3 separate regions of the Homo sapiens genome follow, and regions 1 and 3 are each linked to region 2. Evidence: chromatin contacts called from ENCODE Hi-C or POLR2A ChIA-PET data. All regions are on one chromosome and are shown on one strand. Each heading gives the region's core, a stretch centred on a gene start or an enhancer-like site at or near the end of the contact. The rest is flanking DNA. Distances are from core to core; before and after follow the strand shown. Region 1 overlaps FOXP1 (forkhead box P1). Region 2 overlaps FOXP1 (forkhead box P1). Region 3 overlaps EIF4E3 (eukaryotic translation initiation factor 4E family member 3).

Region 1 (3,390 bases), core at 83-2,582, 550 kb before region 2:
CCCTACCTTATTTTTGGACATCCTCAGTTGGGCATTCTAATACAAACATCATTTAAACATCCAAACCCAACATCATTATGCGTAGAGATCTTTGTCAACAAGCTTATGAGATTCATCTGCTTCAACCTTTTATTTACTAAATAGATGGCCGCCCAGGATCAAATGGGCCATCTTTATGCATAGTTACCATTTCTGCAACAAATACGGCTTTTAGTTACATTTTGACTACCGAAAATATACTAGGTACTATACCAAGTATAAGCTGCCGCTTTTTCTTTCTAGCCTGAGCACTTAATTAAGACCTGACAGATTGATTTTTCCATTAGGCCAGAAGGCAGGTGTCGTCTTGAGTAATTCTTGATTTGAATTTCTTATTAAGAGTCTGTTTAGCTCCCCCCCCATCACTGCCACCAAATATGTGTATTTAGCAGAGACTCTCTCTTACCCAACGAGTTTTACACAACGAATTGGTAACAACCAAAATAAAATATCCTAACAATAAAGTACTGTTTCAAAGGTACCAATAAGGAATGTTGCCTTCCTGCTGCAGTGTGCCTGGTATCCCTATAGAAGGCCTGCCCGTGGGTTAATGTGGTCTGGTAGTCTGAAGCCCGTGAAGCCATCATTTCTCATCCTTTTTTTAACCCCTAACACTCCACTATGGACAAATTGACAGAAGACATTGGTATCTGTATAGCCCCTAACTCCTCAGTGGATGATTTGACTTCTTTCATTTTTCTTTTTTCTTTGAGACAAAGTCTTGCTCTGTCGCCCAGGCTGGAGTGCAGTGGTGCGATCTCGGCTCCCTGCAACCTCGCCTCCCGGGTTCAAGAGATTCTCCTGCCTCTGAGACTACAGGCGTGTACCACCACGCCCTGCTAATTTTTGTATTTTTAATAGAGACGGAATTTCAGCATGTTGGCCTGGCTGGTCTTGAACTCCTGACCTCAGGTGATCCACCCACCTCAGCCTCCCAAAGTGCTGAGATTACAGGCCTGAGCCACTGCCTGTAATGATTTGATTTATTTTCTTTCTCTTTTCAATTTCCATCCTCCAAAAATGTTATGGAAATAACTTCCCCAAAATGATTGTCTGCCCGTCCACTGAAATATAAATTCCCACTTACAAATAATTTTTAAGAAAACTCTGTAATTGACATTTAACTCCAGGGATAAAGAGTGTTGCTAATCTCAGCCTGCATCACTGGCCAAGGGTGTAACCAAATCCTCATCCAATGTGGTCATGTGTGTCAGTCACACTGCAACGTGGTAGTTACGGGCAGCGACTCAAGGTCGGCCAACCAGAGACTTTTAACACTTGTTGGGTGACTCAAAGCTTATTAACCTTTCTGATTTACCTTGATCTTCCATAAATGTGTGTGTATGTTTGTGTGGGTTTAAAAGGACAGAATAAAGAACTTACCTCATCAATTTGTTCGGTGGATTAAATGAGATAATCCATGTGGAATGTGACACAGGGTGCCTGGCAAATACAGGAGCTTTATATATGTTAGCTTTTCTGATTATTACTATTGTATCGTTATTGGTTAAAAGTCACATTAAATAGCCAAGGCAGATAACGGATGAGAACTTTGCAAAGATTACGAAAAAACTGAAGGAAGCCTACCTTGTATATGTGGCATGAGCTTTGGAACATCAGGTTAATTACCTTATTGCTGTGTTTTGGGGTTTGTGTTGACTTGCTTTGGTTTTTGTCTGTTTGCTTTTGAATAAGGTCCTAAAATACGGTTTTGCTGGGTTTTTTATTTGCTTCTGAAATTAGTGCAGGTGCAAGTAACAGGAAGTGAAACCTTAAGTGGCCTGAGGGAACCTCATTCAAATGGTGCCAAGCAGGTATAATATACAAGCATTATCACCTTACTGATAATCTGGCATACTGTGGGTATTCACACGTGCCATTCAGATTTCAGAGATGAAGTCATACGGCAGTTTGGCACCAGCTTGCCCAGCTCCTTAGGAAAGGTGAGAGAGAGGAAAGCCCTCATTTTTTGAGACAGTGTTGAAAACACGGTTTTACTTGTCGAGTGGCACAGGATTGCAGTTGTCATTTGGTCACATTGTCTTTGACGTTCCACCTTGGGTGCAAGGAAAATATCTTTAATAAGTGAATTCACACCCTGTTTATAGAGTTACAAAGTCTCCTCTGGGTTTGAGACTGTGTTACATATATCCTCATATTCTGAAATGTAGAAAAATTTACATATTGAAGACCCAAGACTAGAATACCACATTTTCATGGCTACAATACAAAGTTTTCCAAATGTTTAAATATTCTCACAGCCCGGTGGTTATATCTAAATAAAGCATTGTCCTTAAGACTTACTTTGGTTCTTTGTCCTGAAGGATTTAGAGAGAACCCACAGTTGCTTTGCCTTTGCGGTAGGTAAGGTGACTCTGTTCTCAGCCAGTTGCCGATCTTTGCATGCACTGAGCCCTTAGACATGCATTGAGTTGAATAAAATTTGCCCAGCTTGGTCTGCCATCCTAGGGGGCCTCTCCATGTGCCCTTTTTTGTTAAACTCAGAAGTGGGTCATATGTACAAGATGCCCATCTATGTCTTGCTTTTAGTAAGAAAGCATCTGAAACAACCTACTGCACCCCATAGAGTAGCCAGAGCTTTTGCATCTCTCCCCTAGGGCTCCACTGAGCCAGGATGTTGTTCCTTTTCCTTCAGCTTGCTCCTCCCCAGCCACTCCCTGGCCACAGTCACACACATACACATACACACACCCCTCTGCAGTTTGCTCCCACTTTGCCTTGCATGGCCAGCCTGGCTCCTCATTCATCTCTCCAACCTCAGCAGGCTCACATTCTGTATTTTCCTGGAAGGGCACTTGCTAGGGGCACAATGCTTCTCTTCCCATTGCTCTTAAAGGAAGGGATGAGAACAGGGAGCGATTGCATGAGTGGGAGGGAATACCAAATAAAATAGAGACAAAGGAATGGGCCCAGGAAGTCCAGATTATGTATCTGTTGGGCCCAGAAGTCTTTGCTCAACTTCTTATTTGAGTAAGACCCAAGAAAGATCCAGTTCCACTAATAGAAAAACCAAATTATTCTATTCCTGACATGTATCATCTCTGAAGCAGACAAAATAGAACTGAGCCTCAGTGTGGTCCCTTAGTATTTGGGTGACCTTGGGTCAATTTCTTAGCCTCAGTTTACTCTTCTGTAAAATGATTTTGTTGTTGATAATAGGTACCTGTCTGGGTTGTTGTAAGGATAATTCACATGATGCCCAGTGTCTGTCATATCCTAAGCCCTCAGTGAAAGGTCAATAATATTAGCGCTTATGACTCTGTTGGTTAAAGGCAGTAGTTCATTGTGCCTAGTCAAGAATCCAGCCCAACACATAGTTCAGTAGATACT
Region 2 (3,513 bases), core at 120-2,619:
CTGTAAGGAAATAATATTAATCTCATAGCTGAAGTGAAATGCTTCTATGCTATTCCTTACTTGTGTTACCTTGTCAGTTAAAAATAAAATTTAGACCAAACTGCCCTCCATTTTTGTATCATATAAATATATTCATAATATCACTGAATCATTAACCTATGAATTGAATATAATGTTACATGATATTATAGACATGTAATCAAACATATGCACATGTATACCTATAACATAGGCACATGTATAACTATAACATATGCCCATGTATACATCTGGGTGCTTGATGGTTTACAAATTGGGTGTTGGGGACCATCTCCTTCTAGCTTTTCTCTCTCATTCAAGCCCCAGGGAAACAGAGGTGAGCTGATTTATGTGCAGGTCTCCAGTTTTGTGTGGTCTTTATATTGTTAGAACAGTCTCTGTATCTATCTTTATGGACCCGATACAAATATTGTAATAAAGCCATCCTTAGAGAGATACCTTGTGTTACCTGCAAGCAGTTTTGGTGAATATAAATTTTTGGTTAATGAATGGAAGCCTGTGAATCTATTTCATAGCTTTCTTGCCTCAGGATTATACTCTGAGAGCATTATGTAGTCATTGAAAACTTAAGTACTTAAAAATATTTTAAAAGAGATGTCCAAAATTGCTTCTAGATGTGAACAATCACGATCAGCAATGCTTTATTTTAAATTAAGCAACAGCCGTTTACAATTATTATCATTCAGAGTAGTGATATTGGGTTTTGTTTTGTTTAGAAATCACTCACTATAGAATCTTAGTTTTGTTCTTTCCTGATCATTTGCCTAATCATATTTATATAATGAGAGAAAAAGAACTTGGCAGAGCCACTTTTAAATTCTGAGTTTTTTCTTCTACACCAGTGCTAGGTTTGATAAATACCTTGGTACCGATTTCTTCCATCTGTAGAATGGCTGATAAACATCTGTAAATATGATTTATTGTTATAAAGTCTCTAGAACTATAAAATTGCTATCCATAAGCTCAGGGACATATATCAGTTTCAGAGTCAGAAAGGGAAATGACAGTTTCTAGACCCATTTTAAACATTTTGTTAATGGCTAACTTATGCCTACCGTAAAAAATCCTCAAATCATAGGTTCATTTGTTATGTGAGCTGACAATTAGGTTATATTTATTAGAAGATTATCCCAAAAAGGAGAGAGAATAATTTTCGTATTAAAGAAAATAAAGATCATTAGAATTGGGGCCTAGACTCAATTCCTATAAAAGAGCCCATTTCTCTTCTAAAGATATTAGAAGTCTGGCACTTGTATAGGAAACCACCTATCAATTATTTATTGTGGTTTTGCACATGACACGACATGTTCTCAGTTCCTGTTTGCTCAGTGGAATTGGAATGCCCACTATCAACCTGCAACTGTTGCTTGGTTATTTCCTGGTACTTATTTATTGACTTATATTTGTAAGACGACTTTTGTTTGTAAGTTACAGAAACCCAACTTAAATTGGCTGAAGCGAAAAAAATAAATAAATAAATGAGGGATGATAATTGGCCCCTATTGCTAGGAAGTCCAGTGGTACAGCTGGCTTCAAGCATGGCTAGATCCTGATATTTAACCAAGGCTGTTGGAGTATTGATTGTCCATTAGCTCTGTTTTTCTATGTTGTCTTCATCTGGGGGCTCTTTCCAAGTGGAACTGAAGAGGACAGGTTTATTAATCCCACAGAGTATCTCTTTCCATGTAGCCCCAGAAAAAGCCATAGGCAGACTGTCATTGGCCCAGATTGAGTCATGTGTTCTAGCTTTGAGCCAATCACCATGATGTGCCCTGGCTTGCATTACATGCTGCCTCCAGAACAGAGGGAGATGTTCACCCCACGTGAACCACATGGGGGCTGGGGATGAGAAAGTTGCTTCAAGAATGTAAAAATGAATATTGTAAAGTAGCAAAGGAGAGCAAATGCTGAGTAAGAAGAAACTCCCCTAGATGCTTTCCTGAGTTACGCATTGACTGGTCATATGTAACAAATTCAGGATTTCAGTTTTCCTCTACAACATGATTTTAACTCTTGGAAATTCAGAGTTGTCTTCAGGTATCAGGATCTTGCCTAGTGCAGTGGAAAATAAGTTAGTCTTCTTGTAGATTCACATTTCCCACTTCTCTGTTCAGTCTAAAGGGAAATCAAATTGACTTTGATGAAACCAACTTTGTTTTCCATTGAACCGAACTGAAAGAAGCTAGCAAACTTCTGTGGTTCAAGTAAAAACCACCTGGCTTCTTTGAATGATCTCACTGGGTGGGGGGGGAGGGGGGGTTATTGTCATCAGAGAGTGATGCATCAAGTACTTTGCTCAGATTGCTGGATTCATAGATCCTGAAAGCATCTTCATTTGCTTCAGTGGACCCAAAATTCTCTAGTCTACGCTTCTCTTCAGTTGTCCCTTTCTTTTTTAGAAGGGATTTCTTATGGTTTAGGCAAATTGATAGCAGTGTTGCTTGAATTCTCCTTGGTATTCTTACTTAATAAAGGTAACATTGCTTTGACCTTGATTTAAGTGTTACTTCATAGATTATTTTCACCTATTTTCTGTTCCCTTGATTTTACACTCCCCTAGTAATAGTTTATAATTAAATAGTACTGAACCTTAAAACAGGCATAGTCCCGAAATGCTTCACATATATTAACTCATTTAATCCTCACAAACAGTTTATGCTAGTATTGTAGTAGTATTCCCAGCATAGAGTTAAGGAAACTAATGCCCAGAGAGGTTAAATGATTTACCCAAGGTCACACAGCTAATAAGAGGTGGAGTCAAGGTCCAAACCCAGGCAGTCTGGCTTCAGAAGACTTATTCTTAACTGCTGCATTATACAGCCTGGTTAGAGGCAGCACTTCTTATTGACAGTTTGCTTTCTGCTTGGCAGTGGATGTAAAGAAAGTTTTGGAGAAAGCCTGACTGGGTAGTGAGGACATTATTAATATGTTCTTTGAACTAGCCACATGTCATCTGAGCCTCAGTATCAGCACATGTGATTTGGGATGTTAACCACTTTTTACGGTTGTTAGAATTAAAAGGTACACCAGGCAAGACACAGGTGGTTTACCCCTGTAATCCCAATGCATTTGGAGGCTAAGGTGGAAGGATTTCTTGAGGCCAAGAGTTTGAGACCAGCCAGGTCAACATAGCAAGACCCTATCTCTGCCAAAAAAAAAAAAAAAAAAATTCAGCTGGGTGTCGTGGCATGTGCCCATAGTCTTAGTTAATTGGGAAGCTAAGGTGGGAGGCTCACTTGAGCCCAGAAGTTCGAGGCCGCAGTGAGCTATGATAATGCCACTGTACTGTAGCCTAGGTAGCAAAGCAAAACCTTGTCTCTAAAAATTAAATAAATGAATGAGTAAATAAAAAGTACATCATATAAACTGCCTAGCCCATACTAGGCACTCTTTAAAAGCGTTAGAACTTCTTAACCTACTTAGATATATTTATTTTTCAAGGATGAGTAATTTTAAATATCCAAAAATTTCCAA
Region 3 (3,404 bases), core at 129-2,628, 690 kb before region 2:
ATTTCCAAGTGCATTCTTTTTCTTCAGAACATTTCAGTAGGAAATTGAGGAGGAAATTTGCCAGTTTTCTTGGTAATGAATGATTATCTATTTGGCAGAAGGCTGTAAGGTGGGGCATAGTTGCTCCAATCAGTGCTATCAGATTGGGGATTTATCAAGTGGTCAGCATATTAATGGGTCTAACCATACTTTGTTTCCTTCCTTAGGCCTAGCAAGTGCTTTCACTTTGCATTTCATCATTACATTTTCCAGTGAAATAGCTGTATCCTTATACAGAGGAGGCAACGTGGGTTTCACGGGCTACATGACCTGTGAAGGTTATGCTGAGAACCTAGGTCTTAAATCCAGGTATTAGACTCCACTGGACAGGTGTCTTCCCTGCCTCAGTTTCTCCAGGAGAGGTGCCAGATTGGTGTTCCAGAACATACCTCCCAAGGAGTGGATTGCTGTGGTCAAAAGCTGACCCTCCTGCATTCAGCTAAGTTCCCCAAGGACCCGTCACAGTGCTCTGTTCACAACTGATGGTCACAGATGTTGACTGAATGAATGATGTTCAACTTTTATACCTCTCCTAGTCTTAGGGTGATTATCAAGGCTTTTGGGAAAAAAAAGCATTTAACCATCATTAATAAACATTGTGCTTAGTTTTACTTTTACTGCAATCTTGGATTTGCAAGTCTAACAGAATTAATTATAAGCCTAAAGGCTTCTGAAATCTATTTGCAAGATTTTATATATAGTAAAATTTAAGTGTTTCCATTTTCAAGATGTGTTACAGAGAGTATAATCTTGAATTACCAGGCTTCCGCTGTAGCAGACCTTTCACTTCTGCAAGGGCGGAAGAGGTTTTCAGGAGCTGAGTAATGCTAGATTCCTTCCTGTAGGTATTTCACCAGCAGACATACTTCACAAATATTCTACCTATTGGATGAGGTTTGCAACAGGGAAACAGACCAGTTTAATGACACATGCTTTTCAAATAGGGCTTTTTTTTTTTTTTTTAATGGTGTGACCGGATATTTTGCTCCTATTTTATGCTCAGCAAAAACGTACAAATATGTGCTTTAATGAATATGTTAAGTCTATCACTGATCTTCTTGGGCTGTAATCTCTTCCTGTCAAATTTGCCAAGCCAAGCAGAATCAGTTGTCTGTTTTTGTTTTCAAGAGAAGCTTCTAAAGCTCCAATCCTTAGCATGATCTTTAGTGTTTTTCTGATCTTTGAAATGGAAGAAGTGTTTTGTTGTATTTTTTCAGTGTGCTTCAAGTACTAGGTTAAAAAGTCAAGATTTGACAACTTTGACCGGGGTATGACGGCAGGAACTTTGGTTTGTGATGCCTTTGAGGAGACTTGAAGTTTGCCAGCACCAAAGTCCTCTTAGTTTTACCTTAGGCAGGGGTTTTCCTCTTAATGTTATTTTGTGCATAAATTCTACAGAGGTCATTGCCACATCGTAACCAGGTTCTCAGGCTGGAGTTGACAACCACCAGCCTCTTGTGAATTATGGGCATTTTACTGGTGGGAAAATATCTTCAACATGTGTCCCTCTTTCTGTGGCTTCATGACCTGATTCTTGGCTGCTAAGATTGGAGAAAGATGTGTCAAAAACATATAGTAGTATCTTCGAAGAAAATAGCTGAGTGGTTAGGAACAGAGGTTTGGGAATCAAATTGCCTGGATTCAGATTCCAGCCCTGCCTACCCACCCTCACACCACAGAAACTGAAATATTGGAATAATCTTATTTGTACAAATAGCAAAGCATTTACAGGATAGGTACCTCCATAGAGGCAGATGGGTGTTTGAGGAGCTACTGTTAATACAGTAGCTTTTAACTCCTCACTACACTAGCACCATTTTAGTAGAAGGGAGCCAAAGTGGATTCTCAATTAATACATCTGTCATCCTGTAGTTTTTTGCCTTCAATTTGATCTTATAGTTCATCATTGCCACCTTTGCAGTTAATTCAGCTTTATTATTTTTTTAACACAAAACAGGCTTGAACAACCCAGCAGGATTATCATTCAACATAGCTAAAATTCTATTCCACCCATGTGACTCAGTTCATGAGCCCTAGGATTGATTTTTCTAATTGCTATTTTACTCGTGCTGCTTTCCTCAGACCTACTGGGAGACCCAGATGATCACCCTATGCTTACCTCACCACACAGAACAATATTTCTTATTTGCACAGTAATTCTGTGGATAGCATTCATAGCGTAGTAATTCTATGACCTACTCCAAACAAATGGGGAAGTGTTTTCTTCTTCATAGCCTCAATCCTCATCCTAATCCTAATGGTCATACCAAACTGACTCTTGGGCAGGTTCGTCTCTGCCTGGTGTCCTTATCTTTAAAAAAAGGATAATAATCATACCTCCTCCTAAGAGTGTCATTAGGATAAATTGCATAAACATGTAAATGTTCATAGAACAAAGCCTGGCTCAGAGAACAGCTCCAGATCACTTGTCTTTGCCAAGACTTCCTGTTTTACTATTACTTTATTATTTTTGTATAATCTATTTCTGTTTACCAGTTGCCCTGTGTCTTAGTTCAGGCTACTATAACCAAATACCATAGACTGGGCAGTTTATGCAACAAACCCTTGTTTCTCACAGTTCTGGAGCCTGGAAGTCTGAGATGAGGGTGCGAGCATGGGCACATCCAGGTGAGGGCCCTCTTCCTCGTTTGTACATGGCCATCCTCTCCTTGTATCTTCACATGCCAGAGGGAGGGCTGGCTCTCTTCATCTTCTCATAAGGACACCAAGCCTGTCATGGTGACTATACCCTCATGACCTGATTACCTCCCAGGGGCCCCACCTGCTAACACCATCCTATTGGTAGTTAGGGTTTCAGCATATGAATCTGGGGAAGACACAGATGTGCAGTCCGTAACACTGTGTATCTTGCGCAGCTTGTTGTTTCAGCACCTGAGCTGTTCCCTCTTCCTTTAGCAGGGGAGAGATAAGGGGCAAACAGAGTGTCTAAGGTAGTTTCTCTTTGCCATCTCCTTTATCCCACAACCCCCAAGCCATAGCATCACAGACTTCTTCCAGGCTTGTAGAGAAGACAGGGTTGATTTTTTTTTTTTTTTTTTTTTAAACGGAGTCTCGCCCTGTTGCCCAGGCTGGAGTGCAATGGTGTGATCTCGGCTCACTGCAACCTCCGCCTCCCAGGTTCAAGTGATTCTCCTGCCTCAGCCTCCCGAGTAGCTGGGATTATAGGCGTCTGGCACCACGCCTGGCTAATTTTTTGTATTTTTAGTAGAGATGGGGTTTCACCATGTTGAAGACAGGGTCTATTGTAACAAAATAGTTATAAATATGTTCAGTACATATATTCAGTACTAAAGGCTTTAGTGGATACTACCTAGCTGCCAGAAAAATCATTAGCAAAGTCCTTT

What was found. Hi-C counts contacts between places; a loop is a spot of excess contacts on that map. ChIA-PET counts read pairs that join two places held with the same protein, here RNA polymerase II (POLR2A). Pooled maps may share reads with other maps.
Region 1: a loop to region 2 is called in a map with no recorded cell type, with 7 times the contacts of the local background. The contact joins two enhancer-like sites. A Hi-C loop is called at or near these places in 2 of 168 maps with a recorded cell type or tissue (Calu3 and transverse colon), 3 of 37 single-sample maps with no recorded cell type and 3 of 50 pooled maps. POLR2A ChIA-PET finds 5 or more read pairs at or near these places in 2 of 52 experiments (Panc1 and activated B cell).
Region 3: a pooled map shows a loop between it and region 2 (3-fold over the local background). The contact joins two enhancer-like sites. A Hi-C loop is called at or near these places in 3 of 50 pooled maps. POLR2A ChIA-PET finds 5 or more read pairs at or near these places in 2 of 52 experiments (activated CD4-positive, alpha-beta T cell and activated CD8-positive, alpha-beta T cell).

The regions. Positions count from the first base shown.
Region 1 is chr3:71,562,458-71,565,847 of GRCh38, reverse strand. All of the region lies in intron 2 of FOXP1 (forkhead box P1), which reads left to right. Among named protein-coding and RNA genes, the nearest start is that of FOXP1, 20 kb to the left of the region's middle. Within about 2 kb of position 1,332, at least 5 of the 41 ENCODE cell types and tissues checked have a DNase peak (open chromatin) inside an H3K27ac peak, as active enhancers do.
Region 2 is chr3:71,009,612-71,013,124 of GRCh38, reverse strand. All of the region lies in intron 12 of FOXP1 (forkhead box P1), which reads left to right. Among named protein-coding and RNA genes, the nearest start is that of FOXP1-AS1, 280 kb to the left of the region's middle. Within about 2 kb of position 1,369, at least 8 of the 41 ENCODE cell types and tissues checked have a DNase peak (open chromatin) inside an H3K27ac peak, as active enhancers do.
Region 3 is chr3:71,700,310-71,703,713 of GRCh38, reverse strand. All of the region lies in intron 2 of EIF4E3 (eukaryotic translation initiation factor 4E family member 3), which reads left to right. Among named protein-coding and RNA genes, the nearest start is that of EIF4E3, 23 kb to the left of the region's middle. Within about 2 kb of position 1,378, at least 5 of the 41 ENCODE cell types and tissues checked have a DNase peak (open chromatin) inside an H3K27ac peak, as active enhancers do.